2 separate regions of the Homo sapiens genome follow, and region 1 is linked to region 2. A link is an interaction called in ENCODE POLR2A ChIA-PET data of the cell type or tissue named here. Cell type or tissue: PC-3. All regions are shown on one strand.

The links. Peaks named below come from ENCODE experiments on the same cell type or tissue, not always from the same donor. Only the 100,000 strongest peaks of a DNase experiment are listed, where the experiment ranks them.
Region 1: POLR2A ChIA-PET joins it to region 2 with 5 read pairs; 2 of 35 experiments call an interaction of 5 or more read pairs at or near these places.

Annotation. Positions count from the first base shown.
Region 1 is chr22:45,917,481-45,921,480 of GRCh38, forward strand. It overlaps WNT7B (Wnt family member 7B), which reads right to left. Exons shown (of 4, transcript NM_058238.3): 4 at 2,886-4,000. Among named protein-coding and RNA genes, the nearest start is that of WNT7B, 58 kb to the right of the region's middle. In PC-3, no CTCF peak of the experiment used is centred here; DNase peaks (open chromatin) are centred at 1,761 and 2,201; H3K4me3 peaks cover 342 bases; H3K27ac peaks cover 1,817 bases.
Region 2 is chr22:45,636,728-45,640,727 of GRCh38, forward strand. The region is part of intron 1 of LOC105373069 (a long non-coding RNA gene); the gene reads left to right. LOC105373067 (a long non-coding RNA gene) reads right to left here and starts at 3,702. Exons shown (of 3, transcript XR_938308.3): 1 at 1,914-3,702; 2 at 544-604; 3 at 1-205. RefSeq lists enhancers at 1,834-3,033, 2,322-2,616, 2,660-3,431. In PC-3, no CTCF peak of the experiment used is centred here; a DNase peak (open chromatin) is centred at 2,394; H3K4me3 peaks cover 765 bases; H3K27ac peaks cover 2,386 bases.

The DNA of each region.
Region 1 (4,000 bases), 280 kb after region 2:
GCCCCTCTGCCCCTCTACCCCCTGACCACGGCCCCTCCCAAGGGGCCAGCAAGACTAGCCCAGCTTGGGGAAAAGGTGGTCCACAGCCCCTCCTTCCTGATCCCCCTCCTTTAACTCCCAGTTCTGGGAGTTGTGAAGTTCACTCAGACGCATCGAACTCAGACCTTGCCTGCTGCTTTTTAACTGGGTCTTTCTTGTTCTGTTGGTGAAGATACAGTGTTGCTCGTCATCTCTCTGCGACCAGCCATAGCCACTCTGTTCCCCTTCATCTCTCTGTGACCTTGGACAAGGTCCCTGGGCCTCTGTGTCCCCTCATGGGAGGAGGCACATGAGTTGGGTAGAAGGAAGACCCCAGAGGGCCTGGATTCAAATCCTGGTTCTGCCTTTCACTGGCTGTTGAGCTTGGACGGGTTTCCTTACTCTCTGTGCCTCAGTTTTGCCATCTGTAAAATGGAACTAGCACTGACCTATTTGGGGAAGGGGTGTTGTAAAGGTCGTGGACACGTGTGGAACAGGCCCAAGGCCTAGCACGGGGCTGTGCTGGACCTCAGCCAGCTTGGGAGACAGGGGCCGTCACAGAAACAGGACGCTGCCCCTAAGGGTGGGAGCTGAGGCAGGGGAGGAGGAGAGAGCAAGACTCTACAGCCAGCTTGTTGCAAGCCGGGGTCAGGGAAGGAAGAGTGTGGGGTGCATCCTGGGAAGAGCCAGCGGGAGCACAGGCAGGGCTGGGGCTCACTCTGCAGGGGGACGGGGAGGGGATGGGCTGTGGGCACCTCAGTGGGTCAGAAAGGACTCTAAGGGTACACCAATGAGACATCCTCTGCCCTCCAGGGCCACAGGGCCCCTGTGTGCTCTGGCCACCAGACAGTGCCAAGTGAATGGCGCGGGCAGCCCTGTGGGACAGGGCAGGGTGGGAGCCAGGGCTGCAGCTCAGCTGTGAGTCAGGGAAGGACGTGGATCCCCCAAGAGAGGAGGAGGGGACCCGGTGGCAGCAGGGCAGAGGCTCTGTTCCCTTACGTCCCTTCTACAGAGCGGGAAGCCCGGGCTCAGAGGCCTGGAGGAGTGAGTGCAGAAAAAACCCTTTCCTCGCTCCCAGGCTGCCTGGGTCGTCAGCTGTTGCATCCCCCCAGATGGGCCACCAGCCTCACCACCGGCAGCTGTGGGCACAGGCACCGCAGGGGAAGTGGGGTCGGAAGTCAGGGCCAGCCCAGGGCAGAACTGAAGTTGCAAAGGAATTAGCCAGCGAGCCTGCGTAGAGATGGGCTCCCAGAACTCCGGCCCTTCCAGCCATCGGTCCCCAAACCTTACGCAGCAAAGCCCACAGGAATGGCCTATGTCTGGGAGCAGCCAGGTGGCACGCCTGGTGCGGGAACCGCTGGGGCCAATCAGAGGGCAGGAAAGCCCCTGGTGTGGGCAACACCTGCAGGGCAGGGGTGGCCAGGGCTAAGCACGTGGGGGCACCACCCCATGCAGCAGTGAGCCACTGAGTGGGGGTGCGAGGGGCTGGCCAGGGGGAAATGCTCCCAAAATGTGAGCCTTAGGGGCGGAGGCTGGGGTCAGGTGGGCCCCCGGGCCAGGCCAGCAGTAAGGGTGAGGCCTCCAGCAGGCCCCCTGGGAGGATGTGCAGGGCAGCCCGAGGGGACTGGGTGGGGGTTGAACCAGAGCCAAGAAATCAGTACAGTCTGGGCACCAGGGCCGGGCATCTCAGAGGCTTCCTCATTCCTGGCCCTGTGGGAGTAGCCGGACCCCGGCGTGCCGCTGCTGCCGCCGCCGCCGCTGATTCACTTACTGTCTCACGGGGAACCAGGGCCTCCTGCCAAACTGCCCAGCCCAGGCCCCATGCACGCCAGCCCCATGAGCCCCACCGACCACCAAGTCCTGGCTCCGGGCCACCCTCTGCTCTTAGATGGGGAGACTGAGGCTGTACATCCAGGAGGGTCGCCCCAGAGGCTGCCCATGCATCAGGAAGGAACAGGGCTGGGACTGTGAATCCAACACTCTTTTCTGGCTGTCGCCCCCTCTCCACACCCTGGAGGGGTCCATTCCCCTTGAGAAGCCCCTCCACTGGGATCTGGGTCTGGGGCCAGTTCCGTGGGTGCCCGGGCTGGGCACAGCAAGGATGGGGTCTGTTTGATCAGCAGTTCCACCCGATGCCAGGCTGCTGGGACAGCGGGCAGTGGCCAAACCGGCCCTGCCACATGCCTCTGGCCCTCGGGGAAGTGCTGTGCATCGCCGTGTGCACGGCTCTCGCAGGATGCAGGCTGGGAGGCCCTGCCATGGCCAGGCTCTGGGGAGGAGCAGCGGAGCCTGTGGCCAGCTGCAGGCTGTTGAGCTTCTGGGGGCCTCATGCCACCTTCCCAGGCCTGGTGAGAGCAAGGCAGTCCCCAGGGCTGTGGAGCCAAAATCCACCAGACCCAGCTGGATGGACCTACAGGGACCCTGAAAGCCAGACCCCACCCTGGTCAGAGGGAAGCAGAGGCACAGGGCCCAGTGGGGCCTGCTGTCCCTTCTTCTTACAGCAGCTCTGGCCCAGCCCCCAGTAACCAGGTGCCAGGCCCATGGCCCTCCTGTCCCCGCAGCCTGAGCCTGGTGCTGTCCAGCAAGGCCTCAGGGTCTGTGTCCAGTGCCCCAGCTCCCCTGGCTGGGTGGGGACAGCCCAAAGGTGCCTGGAGGCAGGTAGGCATGACTTGATCTCAGGGGTGGGCTCTGGGCAAGGGTGTCTGGTGTGAGGATGGGAGGGACGGCCCACAGAGGGGCAGGAGGAAGCCAGACAGCTGGGGGCACATGAAGGCCTCGGGGGCTCGTCCTGGGTGGGCAGAGCATGTGTCCCCACCGGTGGGGCCGCAGCTGCAGGTACATCGCATGGGGATTCCACACACACTCACTTTTCCGATTCCAGCTTTTATTGGGCCGAGCACTCCCCTCCAGGGGAGGCTGCCGTCAGAAGGGTGGGGACGCAGCACCTTGGTCGCCATCACCCCCATCTGGGCCACCCTGACCCCCGTCTCACCCAGGCAAAGGGCCTGTTGCTGGCAGACTTTGGGGTGGGCAGGGGCTCAGTGGGGTGCCCGGCAGCCAAGGGACAGTGCGAGTGTCTCGGTGGCATCAGGGGCCCCAAGGGTCTGTTGAAGCAGGAGGAGCCTGGTTCGGGAGATGGGGGATGGGATGGGGGGTGGGTATGGGGAATAGGGATGAGGGATGGGATGGGGGATGGGGTCAGGGATGGGATGGGGGATGGGATGAGGGATGAGATGAGGGATGGGATGGGATGGGGGATGAGGGATGGGGGCCGCAGCCATCCCCCTCTCCGGTACCCAGTGTAGGTCACAATAATTTAAAGACACTATAGACATTTCGACGCTATATAACAACATAAGTTAACCAGGTTCCTTGCAGAGGCTGCCGGGCCTATGGACTCAGGTGTGTTCTGGGACTTGGGGAAGGTAAGGGGATGGGGCCAGGCTGAGGGTGGGGCATTCACGGTGGCCCGGAGACTCAGAGCGTCCAGGCATGGTTAGAGGCACATGGGCTGGACCACAGGGCCAGAGCCCAGGAGGGACCCACTTGCCCCAGGCTGAGCCCAGGCCCTTGGCTTGTCGGCTGCTCAAGAACACATTCCTACGGGCTTCCAAGAGAACACACCCTAAATGGGGGCCAGGCCGTGGGCAGTGGGGGTGCACCAGGAGCCAGCTGCAGACCATCCTCTCTGGCCTCGGACAAGTTCCTCCCTCTGTCACTCATGCTCCTCAGAGACAGGGGTGGGAGCATCCAGAAAGGACATGTCCAGCTCTGGATCCAGATTTTCTCAGCACTGGGGTCAGGGTAAAAGGACCAGGACAGGGCTAGGCGAAGCCTCAAAGGCACCGAGGGGAGTGCAGGCCCCAATGAGGCTGTCAGGGGGTGGAGGGAGCAGCCAAGTGCCTCAAGGCATGGGAGCTACCTACTGCCACCCCGGGCATCCTGATGTGTTCTCCCAGGTCCAGAGCCCCAGGCTGGGCAG
Region 2 (4,000 bases):
TCTTGCCATTGCGTAAGTCCAATCTTGTTAAACCTACGAAGAGTGAGGGTCAGAGCCGTGTACCCCTAATTATATTCCCAACACTTACAATCAGCCGGCTGATGTGTAGTTAAGAAGCACAATCTTCATTGGCTTTTACAATTATCAGGAGAGGAGCAGATGGAAGTCACGGGGCAGGGCAGTTTTCTGAGTCTGGTGAATTTTGCTGATATGAGAAGGAAAGTGATAGTTTTAGAATCAGAAATTTGCCATAGAACAATGTCTTCTCTCCTGACCTCTGCACCTGCCAAGGCCCTGCTCCACCTCTGTCTTCTGTGTCCTGAGGAAGCCTTTCCAACCCCTTTCAGGATGAATGAACCCCCTCTTCTGTGCTCTCATCTCTTTTCTAGACCCCCAACTCATTGCTGCCTGAATAGCTCCATCCCACTAGACCAGAGACTTCCTGAGGCCAAGAGCTGTCCTACCCGCCGAGGACACCCTCATTTGCTTGAATGAATAAGCAAACGGCTCCTTCCTCCAGCCATCCCAGCCACTAAGTTTCACCTTGACCATGACTGGTGCTTCTCAGACCCAAACAAAGTAGCTACTGCAGGAAAGGGAGCCCCTGTAAAAATGAAAAGATGTTCATTAACATGGGGGAACACCTGTTTGACCTCCCAGTTTTCTGCTTGTTGGAAAATATTCTAATTTTTCCTCAGCAAGTAGATTTCCCTTCCTACGCCTTCGCCTTCAATTTCTTTTCTTTTCTTTTCTTTTTTTTTTCTTTTTTTTTTTTTTTTTTTTTTTTTTTTTGGAGACAGGGTCTCACTCTGTCGCCCAGGCTGGAGTGCAGTGGTGCAATCTTGGCTCACTACAACCTCCGCCTCCCGGGTTCAAGCGATTCTCCTGCCTCAGTCTCCTAAGTAGCTGGGATTACAGGCGCGCGCCACCACGCCCAGCTAATTTTTGTATTTTTAGTAGATACGGGGTTTCTCCATGTCGGCCAGGCTGATCTCAGGTGATCTGCTGGCCTCAGCCTCCCAAAGTGCCGGGGTTACAGGTGTGAGCCACCTCGCCCAGCCCAATTTCTTTTATAATCTGTCCCCAAAAAGGAAACTTACAAAATCCTCTTTAAAGAATATTCTCCACAGCAGCAGCAGATGAAAGAAAATGTTATTGAGTTGGGCGTGCCTTAATCACCATTCACTCTACTCTTAGCCATCTATATTTGTCTGTCTGCCCGATTCCCTTGTAAGTATTTGTACTAAGGAAATTTGACTTGCTGCCACTTGAGGTATTGTGGATAAGTGGCCTTTTTAGTTGGCAAATCCAGAACTTTCTATCGTCATCAACCCACACTTTGTGAGCTCCTATTAAGGAGTAATCTCCTTGCTCTACTATGGTCTTGTACATGAGCAAGGAGATTACTAAAGTTTTTAAAGTCAGCTAAGAAAATAAATCAACATTTTTGTTTGTCAGTAAGAGGTTGATGGCATATATATTTACTGTATATATATGTGTGTGTGCACATACACATATGTACATAAATGACACACATGGTGAAAGCAATGTTATTTGGTTAAGACTAAAGGCATTGTTGGGAAGGGAGGTGGGGAATTAGATGTTGATACAGTAGGTGTTTCAAATGTCGGATTTCAATGGTAATGGGAAGGAAAAGAAAGAAGAAAAATGGCTCCTTAGAATATATCAATTCATCATTTCCCATTTGCAAACATTGAAAAAAAAAATGAGAGAAGCTGTATGTCTTTCCTTGAGAGCTGCCTTTTAGCTCCCAGAGAGATGGAGTTTGGCTGATGTCAGGGTTTCTAAGGAAACGATGTATGCTTATGAATAGCAAAGCAAATAGACATATAAAACGCAAGTAAATCATTAATTGATTAATATTATTATTGATGGGATCTGGAGAGACTTACATATTCCTTCTTTATTCCAAGCTCTCAAAAGTTTTCTTTCATCGCAAAGCAAACACTCAGAAGGCCACTTTATGGATAATTATTCCCTCTTTGCTCCACACTCTAGAGACGAGGAAGGGCTCACTCTTGGATTTTAATGGATCAAAGAAAATGGTAAGCCAGGCAAGAGAAGTGTGCTTCATGTTTTCTGTCTTTTTTTAAAACTGATGGCTGTGGTTTTTGAAGAGAATGGAAAATGCATTAGGGATAGTTTGACTTAAACACGAAGCACCTTTTGGTTTGACAAACAGATTTGAGTAGAGGCTGAGTCACATCTTCTGACCCATGATTATGTCTGTTTCAATGGTGCCTTTCTCAGTGGCTGGATTCCATGGCGGACGGGTAGGGCCAGGAGGAGGTGCTGAGTGGTGCCAGGTGCAGGGTGGCGCAGTGTGGGGACGGCAAAAGGTGAGGGAATCCAGTATGCGCTGATGGAAAGCAGAGGGGGACGCCAGCCCAGTGGCCAGATGAGGCCGACGCACCCCCGGGAGGCCACGGTTGCAACACGAGGGTGTGTCCCAGCTTCCTATTAGTGAGTCAGCATTTCCTCCTCTGGTGCCCAACAGCCCTGGGGTCGCTGTGGAGGTTAGGGAGAGGTGAACCGTCCCGTCTGGATGATCCTTGTTTGCCTCTGGCCCTCCTTGTCAATCCAGACCACGACCAAGAAACCTTCCCTTCACATTGCGTCCTCCTCCCCTTGGCACTGCAAGTGCCCAACCTGAAATGTGTCCATGATCACTGCTATCCAGGAAGTGTGCAGTTGGAGACCAGCCCTCTCCCGAGGCCACACCTGGAGTAGCAGAGAGGGCAGACAGAGAACATGCCCTGTGCAGAGACCTCTTGGAGTTGCACCTGCCTTGCTGTGTGACCTCAGCCAGCCACTTAACCTTTCTGTGCCCTGGCCACCAATCCCCTCACAGCACCCCCCTCAAAGGGCTGCTGAGGGCATGCCTTTGCGTGCACCGCTCCTATTCTCACAGTGAGGGAAGCAAGGGCCAGGGAGACAGCGTCTTGGTTGGCAACAGGTCCAGCTTCTGGCCCCAGCTCTAGATACTGTGGGTGCCCTCAGAGCCTCCACAGGACTTTCAATGAGAGGGGTGCCTCATCCAGCCCACCCCTACATGTAGGCCAAGGGGATAAACTATCTCACATCCCCCACGTGGCGGCCCCTTTCCTCCACGGAGCTTGCTCAGGGAGGGACTCAGTGCCCGTTTGTTGATTGGATAAGGTTGGTCTGCGCAGGGAGGTGCTGTGCTGCAGGAAGGTGAGAAAAACCACAGCCTGAGAGCTGTGAGCCCCAGGGGCCTGGAGCAGGAGGCGGGAGCAGAGGAGAGGGCAGTTAATTCTGTTGGGGGTCGAGGGACAGGAACCCAGGACAGCTTCCTGGAGGTGGCTTTTGAGGTGGGTCTTGAAGAATGCACAGAAGCTTGGCAGAGGCTCAGAAAGCCAAGAGGGCAAAGCCATGGAAGTGTGGGGAGGCAGAGGGTGCCAGGGGTGCCGGCTGTCCCAGGACAGCAGCGAGGAAGGGGGTCTCTACTCCTTTCTCCTCCTCCTGGTGGACGATCTCAGACCCTGTAGGTCCCAGGAGGGGAGGGAGAAGCTTGATTCTCTGAGCCTGAGGTCTCTGAGGGCAGACCCTGTGCTACCCTCCTCACACCCTAGGAGCAGGTGCCAGTCTGGGAAGCTCTGAGGGCTTTTCCTTTTCAGAATGGGTGGGGGTGGCTATGTCTCAGCCTTCACAGTTGATCAGTGACACAGACCCTAGGCCTGTGGTCCCTGGTCAGGAAGTTGTGCTGGGGGCAGGGAGGGGCCTGCCCTCAGGTGCTGGTTGGCCTTGGTGGAGAGTGGGGAGTGCTAGGGGCTGGGAAGACTCCCCTGGGTCCCAGAGGGAAGGGCTGTGGAGGTGCTTGACTTTCCCACCTCATTGTGATGCGTCCAGGTGTGAGATACACGCACCTAACTACCCCTTTGAAGGGATAGGGCTGGCAACTCGCAGGCCTCAGAATGAGGGCACACAGTAGCCCTAGGGTCAGCTGGGCCCTTTGTCT